Regions from separate parts of the Mus musculus genome. Here region 2 is linked to region 1. A link is a contact called in ENCODE POLR2A ChIA-PET data. All regions are on one chromosome and are shown on one strand. Each heading gives the region's core, a stretch centred on a gene start or an enhancer-like site at or near the end of the contact. The rest is flanking DNA. Distances are from core to core; before and after follow the strand shown.

Region 1 (4,882 bases), core at 1,558-4,057:
CTGTGAGGTAAGAGCACTTGATAGCCAGACAGTGGTGGCACACGCCTTTAATCCCAGCATTTGATTTAGGGGTAAGAGGCAGGTGGATAGATATCCAGGCCAGCCTGGTCTACAGAGTTGAGTTCCAGGACAGCCAGATATACACAGAGAAACCCTGTCTCAAAAAAAACAAACAAAACAAAACCACTTGGGCTACTTTCAGGCTCAGTTCCCAGCGCCCACATTGCAGCTAACTAGTATCTCTAATTCCAGGGGATCCAACACCTTCCTCTGGACTTTGTGGCCACTGGACATGCATACAGAACTCACACATATAAACAAGCAAAGCATTCATAAAGATAATGAATATTCAAGGACAGAGATGGCATCATGGCTAATCTTGCTATTCTTCCGAAGAATCCGTCCTAGCGCTCATGTTAAGGGGTGAGGGACTCATGAGCTGCAGGCGGGATCTTGTGTGACTTCTGAACAAGCACCCACACGTGTGGCAGATACTGACATAGACATCCACATACAATTAAAAGCCTTAAAGTAAGGAGAAATGGGAAATTGAATCTATTACTGGGAGCTACTGGAATAGGCTAAGGAGGCGGAAAGAGGGGGACAGGGGCAGAACCTGAGGCAAGAGGCTCAAGAGAGCAGGAGAGCTTAGCCCATGAAAGGCAAACCATGAGCAAGCTGGGACCAACAATCCATCCAGAGCCGGGGGACCAGACAACTGGTATGTATGGCTTGTGGGAACATTTTTCATGGTTTCAGGATGGCTAAAACTAGATCACAAAGCACCTGACAAAGACTCAGAAATAGAGAATGTGGCTTCTAAAGAGGAAGATGATTTAGGATTCCTTTAATATAACATTTGCAATTAAAAAGAGGGCTTAATTACTTTATTTATTGAGGCAGGGTTTTACTATATAGCCTCTGGCTGGCCCAACATAGTTATATATACCAGGATGGCCTTGAATTCATAGAGATCTGCCTGCTTTTGGCTCCCTATTCTTTTTGTTTTGTTTTGTTTGTTTTTTGAGACAGGGTTTCTCTGTATAGCCCTGGCTGTCCTGGAACTCACTCTGTAGACCAGGCTGGCCTCGAACTCAGAAATCCTTCTGCCTCTGCCTCCCAAGTGCTGGGATTAAAGGTGTGTGCCACCACCGCACAGCCTCCCTATTCATACTATGTGGTCCATGCTGGCCTTGAACTTGTAACCCTTCTACCTCAGTCTCCATAGAATGAAAGTTATGATGTGCTACCATGCTTGGCTCTAAAAAAAGGAAGCCTGATGATAAAGAATTGGCTTCACATACAAGGTACACGGCACCAACAGGTGTTTCTGCATCCCAGTACATTTAGGAGATGGAAAAGAGCATTGAAGTCTATGAATGCAGTGTAGTAGCAGAGTGCTTGTGAGAGCACAAGCTCAACCTCCAGCCCTGGACTAAGGTACCAGAGGAAGAGCTGGGCCAGGCAATGGTGCATGAGGTAGCCAGAGGGGCTGCTCTGAGACTGAAGAGTGGAGACCCTTCTAAACAGACTGCAGACTGCTCCAGCCTCAATTTCTCTAGGGAGTAGGAGGCAAGGACACCTGCTGAGACCCGAGAGGTGTCTGGGAGTGACATAGTTTTCAGAGTGGGTGGTAGAGAATGAAATGTCTGCTGTGAGGAAGAGTGCAAAGAAACTGGCCCTGGGAGGCTGAGGGACTTCCAGGTAGAGTTAAGGGGCAGGTGATAGTGAAGCCTTTGTTCTTAGTCAGAGGAGGTTTTTTTTTTTTTTTTTGCCTTTGGTGACAGGGCCTCAATATTGTAGGCCAGGTTGGTTTGAAATGTATAGTGACTGTCCTCTCTCAGCTTTTGGAAGGCTGATCCCATTGTTTTCCTCTTGTAAATATGGTAGCCACGAGTTTGAGAGTTGAAGTCTTTTTCTGGGTCGGTAGGAGAGAAGAACGGATGAGTAATTTCGGGAACAGAGACAATCGCCTTTGAGCAGTCGGGGCAATTTGCTGATACCCTGGCTGGGTTGGAGAGAGGTATTCCAGTTGCCAGGTCCTCAGAGCACTAGGTGGTAGTGCACGCCTTTAATCCCAGCACTTGGGAGGCAGAGGCAGGCGGATCTGTGAGTTTGAGACCAGTCTGGTCTACAGGGACAGGGCTACACAGAGAAACCCCGTCTCAACAAAACAGAGACAGAGTTATAAAAACAAAGAAGAGAGGAAAGGAAGAACTGGGATGGATGCCAGAAGGGCGGCAGTTAGGGCCCGAGCTGGGACGGTGGCAGAGGTTACCCACCAGTGACTTTGAGTTTACTGGTCCTTCCTCTCCTCCCAGGAACCAGGACAGAAAGCAGTGACTTCAGAGGAAGCGTCCACAGCATCTCCCAGAAGCTCATCTGGCTTTGTGGGCCTCCCCTTTCTCCCAGAACCCCAGGCACCACTTCGGAAATCCCTGTCCCCAAACAAGACCCCTCCCCAGCCTCAGACCCTCCCGACCCCTCCCACTGCCGCCCCCCTCCCCCAATAAAGGAACCAAAAGTGGACACAAATATGAATCTTAAATTATTATTATTTCTTCCTGTCACTTACACCCGAGGCAGGGGCAGGGGTAGATGAAGGGAATGGGGGAGGGGAATGCGTTCCCCCACTAAGGCACTGAGTGGGGAAGCCACAAGGAGAGAGAGTGGAGGCCACTGTCTCCACTCTCTGGGACTAAGCCCCAGGTTTCTCCAGCCCTGGGCTCCCCTATCACCTGAAATGCTAAGATGAGGCCCAGGGTACCTGACCTCCCTCCTAATATATTACATCATCACTTTTTAAATAGATACAGGGACTGGTCCCGCCACCCCTCCCTGTGTGGCCCTTCCCCACTGTTGGGGGTACCTGGGCAGCTGTGCAAATGGGCATGGAGGTGCATGGGGAGAGGAGAGCACCGGGCCCCTGAACCTGCCCCTTTCCAGGAGGGGGAAGGGCCACTAGGCCAAAGGGGTAAATAGTGCAAGGCAGAGCCCAGGCCGCAATGGGGGTCCAGCACCCAGCGAGGAAGGGGTGGGGTGAAGACTCTTCCCCACCCCAGGAAAACTGATAGTTAAAAATGTGAAATTGGATTTCAACAAGACCATCAGAAGAGGCTATGTACAGAACGGGGGTGGACTCAGTCCTAAGAGTGCCAGGCAAGGTCTGAGGAAAGGTTCCCTTACCTCTGGGTCTGCTCCGCAGCTCACTTTTCCCAGGGGCAAGTGAGTTGCCTTGCCTAGCCACCATGTTGGCAAGGGGGCACCCGTTCACAGGCCTAGATGGCTGGGTGTGACCCTAGCTCATGAAAAGTGGTCGCTGGGGGGTGGGGTTGGGGGGTAGCGCTCGCCCTTACAGGGCATGGCCACCAGATGGCGCTAGCTTGTCCGCTCCCTACAAGGCTACCTCAACCCCTCACCCCATCCCACACCCAGCGCCCGCCAGCCCGGGGGCGGCGTGAGTCAGGGGCAGCAAGCAGCAGAGGCGGCTCCCGCTTGCACCTGGGCGGGGAGGTAGGGAGGAGAAGAGGGTAAGACGCCCGGCCCGCCCTGCCCTCTGGCCCCAGGGAGGGAGCGCCAGGAACAAGACATTCCCTGCCCCGGGACGCGGGAGGGAAGAGGTGGAGAGCTCCCTTAGCTGGGCGGAGACCTTCTGCTACCCCCAGGGGCGGGCGAGCCAATCAGGCCACCCTGCCCTCCTCTTCTCCAGGACCCCATGACTCAGCGTTGGAACTGGGTGGAGGGGGACTGGGATGGCTCCGTCCTTACAGGCCCAGTCCCCACCGCCGCCACCCCAGTCTTTCAAGCCTCTACCTTGTTTCCCCCCTCTTACCCTTCCTTTGCCACCCCCCTTTGCATAATTTACGGCCAGGAAAAAGGAACAGAAACCAGGAAGGAGGGGTCTCGGAAGGGAGGGGCAGTCCACCCCTTCACAGCCAAAACCCAGGGGGCATGGGAGTAGAGCAAGGATTTGGTCCTAAGCCCCAGCCTCCTAGAAACCCGCATAGCCGAAGTGGGACCCCACAAATCAGAGATAGATTATTGCTTCAATTCCCCAGTAGTGGCTGGGGACAGGGACCCACCTTTATTGTGTGTGTATATATATGTGTGTGTGTGCAGAGAGTGTGTGTAACACACACACGCGCGTGCACACACACACACATATATATATACACACACAGACAGACAAACAGACATATATTTCATGTTTAACTCCTTGGGTGATCACCCCAATCTAGAGAGCTTGTGCCCCAAAACCTCAGCTTGTAATTGGAATGAAGGCTCTGGGGGGAAGAGGCGTTCGATTCTGATACCAACAAGGTTCAGCACCCCCGACCCCGATACCACTTGTTTTATGTGCTCCCCGTTGCTTGGCGTGGTGTCCCAGGCTGTTCCAGCCTGCCCATTCATCCCTCTTTTAAGAGGACTCCATGGCACCTTCGGCCTGTGGTGTGGTGGGTGTCCCTTCCTCTTCCTCCTCCTCAGGGGGCCCTTGTGTAGTGACTGGGGGTCCCGTGGTGGCCGACTGCTCCCAGAATCGAGCCAGAGAGAGGTGGAAGGTGTCCAGGTGGCCATTGGAAAGGTCGAGGCCAGCAGGGGATGAGGTGGTGGTCGAGGGCGGTGGGTAGTGAGGGGCTGCCACGTCATCCTTGCGGCGCCTTCGGGTGCGCACCTCCAGGCAGTTCTGACCCTTGAGATGGCGCTGCAGGTGGTCCTCCTTGGCGAAGGCCTTGTGGCACAGGTGGCACTCATAGGGCCGGTCCCCGGTGTGCAGGTGCATGTGGTTCTTGAGGTCGTAGCTATGCAGGAAGCGGGCTGGGCAGTGGGGGCACGAGTAGGGGCGTTCTCCTGTGTGCTTCCGCATGTGGATCTTCAGCTTGTC
Region 2 (4,882 bases), core at 769-3,268, 71 kb after region 1:
GCTAGCTAGCTAGTGGCTATGCCGGGTCTAAAGAGTATATGTTTGTTGTGTAAGGACATAGATGCTGGGTAGAATTCGACCATCTCAGGAACTGACCCAGACAAGGGGTGAAGAAGAGGAGGAACCCTTCTGGCTCTCCAGGCAGCACTGGGGCTCACACCCAGGGCCTTACACGCACTACACAGGCTCATTGCCAACAGAACTGCATCTCTAGCCCTTGCCCACTCTAATAGAATCGGGGTAGAAGGCATTGTGCCCACCCTGACAAGGACGACTTCTGTTTTCTTCTGTTTCTAACTACATTCTAGGCTCAGAAAGAAGAACTTCAGAGCCTGTTGCACCAGCCCAAAGGGCTGGAGGAGGAGAATGCCCGGCTCCGGGAAGCCCTGCAGCAGGGCAAGACCTCCCACCAGGCCCTAGAATCAGAACTGCAGCAGCTAAGGGCCCGACTCCAAGGGCTAGAGGCTAACTGTGTCCGGGGTGTAGATGGGGTGTGTCTCAACTGGGGTGGAGATCCACAGGATGGCAAGGCCACTAAAGAACAAGGCCACAAGGGGCAGGAGCCAGACCCCAGCTTATTGGAGCAGCATAAGCAGCTTGAGGCGGAGGCCAAGGCCCTAAGGCAGGAGCTGCAGAGACAGTGGCAGCTGCTGGGGTCTGTGCACTGGGACCTGCAGAGGGGCTTGCGGGATGCTGGCCGGGGAGCCCCAGCTCACCCTGGCCTGGCTGAACTCGGTCACATGTTGGCCCAGACACTGCAGGACCTCGAGAATCAGGGTATCAACACTGGCAGGTCCCCCAATGACTCGGAGGCCTGGCACCAGAAGAAGCCTCACACCCAGAGTCCCAGGGAGTGGGGTGGGAAGGAGAAGTGGCGCGGTGGGCAGAGGGATCAGAAGGCTGAGCACTGGAAGCCGAGGAAGGAGGAGTCTGGCCAGGAGAGGCAAAGGAGCTGGAGGGATGAGGGCCGGGAGCACACTGGGCGCTGGAGGGAGGACAGACTGCGGGCGGACGAATCTGGGAGCAGAAAGGACAGCAAGCGACAGGACCCCAAGGTACACCCTAGGAAAGATGGGAACTCCCATTCTGTAGAAAGGCAGAAGCATTCTTGGGGGAAAGACAACAGCCCTGACGCCCTGTCCTCCTGGGAGGAGCTGCTGAGGCGCAAGTACCGACCCCCTCAGGGCTGTTCAGGTGTGGCCGACTGTGCCCGGCAGGAGGGCCTGGCCCTCTTTGGTGTGGAGCTGGCCCCTGTGCGGCAGCAGGAGCTGGCCTCTGTGCTGAGAGAATACTTGTCTCGGCTGCCCTGGGCCGGGCAGCTGACCAAACAGCTGCCCCTCTCACCTGCTTACTTTGGAGAAGATGGCATCTTCAGGCATGACCGGCTTCGCTTCAGAGATTTTGTGGATGCCTTGGAGGACAGCCTGGAGGAGGTGGCACTGAAACAGACAGGCGACGATGATGAAGTGGATGACTTTGAGGACTTTGTCTTCGGCCACTTCTTTGGGGACAAGGCCCTGAAGAAGAGGTGGGAATTGGGGATGGGCGTGGGAGAGAGTAGCCGAGGGATTTGAAGGCGTTGGGCCCTGAATGAAGAGGTCTGTAGCTTGAGTCTCTCTCTTCATTTCTGATCCCCTGGCCTTACAAAAAGAAGGCTTCTGGGTACACATCCTATCTTCCCATGAGGGGCTGCAGTGGTCCTGAGGGGTCCCCCTTTGAGCCAGGACCCCCTCCCCACCTTGCCTGTACATAGAGGGCCCCTTGTCTCCCCCAATGGATTCATCCTGGAGCCCAGGTTCCTCCCTTGCTTGGTGGCAGTCACCTGAGCTGGCCTCCACCAGAAGAACAGGGCTCCTTCTCCTTAGGGTCTTATCTCAGTATGTGGCATTGTTTCCTAAAGGCCATTTCCTGCTTCCTTCCCTGTCTCCCCCATAGGTCACGAAAGAAGGAGAAGCACTCCTGGAACCCCAGAGTTGTGGGGCCCAGGGAAGAGCACAGCCGCCATCCGCACCACTACCACCAAGGCTGAGCCCTGTCCTGCTGCAACAGCCGGCCTTGGCATGCACCCAGCTCAAGATGCCTGGAGTTATGTGACCCTAGCAGCTATGCTCCCACTGTCCAGCGGGCCCCTCCTGGCTCGTTGGTGCCCTTGAATGACCTTCACAGAAGAGAGCAACGCACTTGGCCCTGCACTGGTACCACTTTTGCTAAAAAAAAAAAAAAAAAAGAAGAAGAAGAAAAAAAAAAAGGCCATAGTTGGCGCTGCTGAACTGTCTAAGCAGACATATGCAAAGATAAAGGCCCTGGGTACTAAGTGACATGTAGGGGCCTGCTGGGAGCCTGCTGGGGAGGACTCTTATTCTGAAGTCAGAGAGCTGTCATTTTTTTGTGGCTATCCTGGGTCCACAGCAGAGCCTATCACCCTGTGCTAGAGCTGCTGGTTAGAGACTTAGCTCCAGACTTGCCTTGGGGTTTAGCTAGCTGTGGAGACAGCTATCCCTAAGCCTGAGGAGTCCTCACCATGCCTCTTGCGGCTTTCACCTCCCCACCTGAGCTGTCCCACCATGGCGGGGCTCTGTCACTTGAGGTGGTCCCTAAATGCAAGGAACACCTTGCAGTCACCACGCTGGTGTTTAGGCACAATCTAGGCACTGCACTCGGCCTTCCCATCCATTCCCCATGTGCGCCCACCTTCCCCAAGGAGCCTAGCCTTGAGTCCAGCCACCAATTGTCTCACAGTCCAGGTGGGGTGGCCTCAAGCCAGGTCATTCTCCGCAGTGTGGTGTGGTGTTCTTATCCTCAGAAAGAGAGCTGAAGGGAATGGAGTCAGTGAAGCAAGGAAGCAGACATTCTGTTTCTGCCACACAAGAATCGATCCCTTTTTTGGAGCGTGCTGTGGAGGACAGGGAACACGCTAACCTGGGTCTGCAGAGGTGAGGGAGCCACTAGGTGGCGCTCTGGCTTCACATTTCTCTAGACTTCTCCCTCCTGCCCCTGGTCACCACCCCACACCCCAGACACCCTACCCATTGACTAGCTCTCAAGAATTCCCAGAATCCCCCTGGTTATTCTTCAGGAACGCCCCGCCCCCTCAGTTCAAACCTCTACGCCATTGGTAGCACACTGGGCTTCTAGCTCTGGAACTCTCCCAGGGACTCTAGGGGGCAGTGACCACACAGGTCAGGTCAATTAAGGAGGGGATTAAGGACTGTAAGCTTACTGGGCAATGGTGATGCACGCCTTTAATCCCAGCCCTTGGGAGGCAGAGGCAGGCTGATTTCTGAGTTTGAGGCCAGCCTGATCTACAAAGTGAGTTCCAGGATAGCCAGGGAAACAAAACAGGACTGTAGGCTCTAGAAAGTGCTGGAATCGATTTTGAATTATTTAGCAATGCTTTTATGTCACTGTTAAAAGGCTTTTAAGTGCAGTGGCTTGTTTAATTTCCGTGCTAGACAAGACAGGTAGAAAGGGTGGCTCATTCCACAAATGTTTAAACAGTCTGCTGTGTGGTGCTGGAGGGATGGCTCAGCCGCTGAGGGCACAGGCTGCTCTTCCAGAAGCCCCAGGTTTGATTCCCAGCACCCACATGGTAGCTCACAAATGTCTGCAACTTCAGTCTCCAGGGATCTGATGTTCTCTTCTGGCCCTGTAGGCACCAGGCACACACACACACGGTACACAAACATACACGCAAAAACAAAAAAAGATCACCCATCACCACATTTCTTGAAAATAAAAGTCTATTGTGTATGAGAACCAGGTAGTGAGGCCCTAGGCCTGTAGACCCTTTAATATGCATGGAATCTGCAGCAGCAGGAGCTCTGGTTAGACTTAAGGCACATTACCTTACACAGGTCAGTGTTGTAGGCTGGGGGCTCCAGGAAGGAGCCGTCTGGTTTAGAAAGACAATTATATTCCCTGTCTCTCTGGACCAGTGTCCCTCAGAAGGAAGGCAGGTTTAACCCTGCTTTTGCTGCTCACTCAAGGGTCCTCAGAGATCGATCTGTTTATACAGATGTGGTGACCTTGGTGGCTGGGTGAAAGCTCAAGGCCGGAGGCAGGTAGGCTGGCATGTTGGGGTGCTGGGTCTGGAGATGGGGATTCACAGGCCTGCCTTGGTTTCCTAGATGGTGTTGGTACAGGGCTCTCTGGCCTCTGGTTTCCATGTCAAGAGCTCATGTTGGATAATAAATTTTGGAGTCTCAGAGTTCCTCTAGCCTGGTTCTTCTCTTCTCACACCCTCAGGGCTTTATCAGTGGAACTGCATCTGCAACTACCAAGCTAGGAAGGACAGGAGAGCCATTAACCCAAGGGGCATGCTGGGGAGGGCCAGGGAACCAGGTACATTGGGGCCCCATGGGGGAAGGGCCTCATACCCACCATGGCCTTGAGGTCCCTCTCTCTCTCACTCGCACAACCTATAGTGACACTGAAGAGTGACCACAGGCGCTCCTCTGACGGTGGGGCCAGTGCGTGGGATGGAGTGTGAGAAGGGCTGGAGGCAGTGCCCTGTGGTTGCTTGAGGGCTGGAGGACAGCACCGCAGGGCAAAGTGATTCTAGGAGCAGAGATGCTTGTTGCTGCGCTGGGCCCTGCTGGCTCTTTAGGGTCTGTGCTGGGACTCGTCTAGTTGAAGCTCGTGGTGTTTGCGGTGACTTTCCATCCTTTCTCTGGGGGCTGCTGCCCTCAGAGTGTCCCTGGGAGCTTTGTGAGGGTGTCGCTGGAGTGGAGGGTAGTCAGGCCTTACCTCTCTTCCTCTCAGATATCGATATCTCCTCCTCCTCCTCCACCCCTTCTCTTATTCTCCTGCCTCCCTTCTCTCACCCATACCTCTCTCCTGTCCTGTTTCTTTTTCCCTCCCCTTCTCTTTAGCGTCAGACCCA

Evidence for each region. ChIA-PET counts read pairs that join two places held with the same protein, here RNA polymerase II (POLR2A).
Region 2: POLR2A ChIA-PET joins it to region 1 with 10 read pairs in Patski. The contact joins two enhancer-like sites. POLR2A ChIA-PET finds 5 or more read pairs at or near these places in 4 of 5 experiments (Patski and embryonic stem cell).

The regions. Positions count from the first base shown.
Region 1 is chr3:89,375,109-89,379,990 of GRCm38, forward strand. Dcst2 (DC-STAMP domain containing 2) reads left to right here. Exons shown (of 15, transcript NM_001370853.1): 15 at 2,322-2,535. The coding sequence ends at 2,343. It overlaps Zbtb7b (zinc finger and BTB domain containing 7B), which reads right to left. Exons shown (of 3, transcript NM_009565.5): 3 at 2,536-4,882. The coding sequence ends at 4,418. Among named protein-coding and RNA genes, the nearest start is that of Dcst2, 12 kb to the left of the region's middle. Within about 2 kb of position 2,808, at least 1 of the 3 ENCODE cell types and tissues checked has a DNase peak (open chromatin) inside an H3K27ac peak, as active enhancers do.
Region 2 is chr3:89,446,738-89,451,619 of GRCm38, forward strand. Pbxip1 (pre B cell leukemia transcription factor interacting protein 1) reads left to right here. Exons shown (of 11, transcript NM_146131.2): 10 at 309-1,528; 11 at 1,936-4,215. The coding sequence ends at 2,029. Among named protein-coding and RNA genes, the nearest start is that of Pmvk, 9.9 kb to the right of the region's middle. Within about 2 kb of position 2,019, at least 1 of the 3 ENCODE cell types and tissues checked has a DNase peak (open chromatin) inside an H3K27ac peak, as active enhancers do.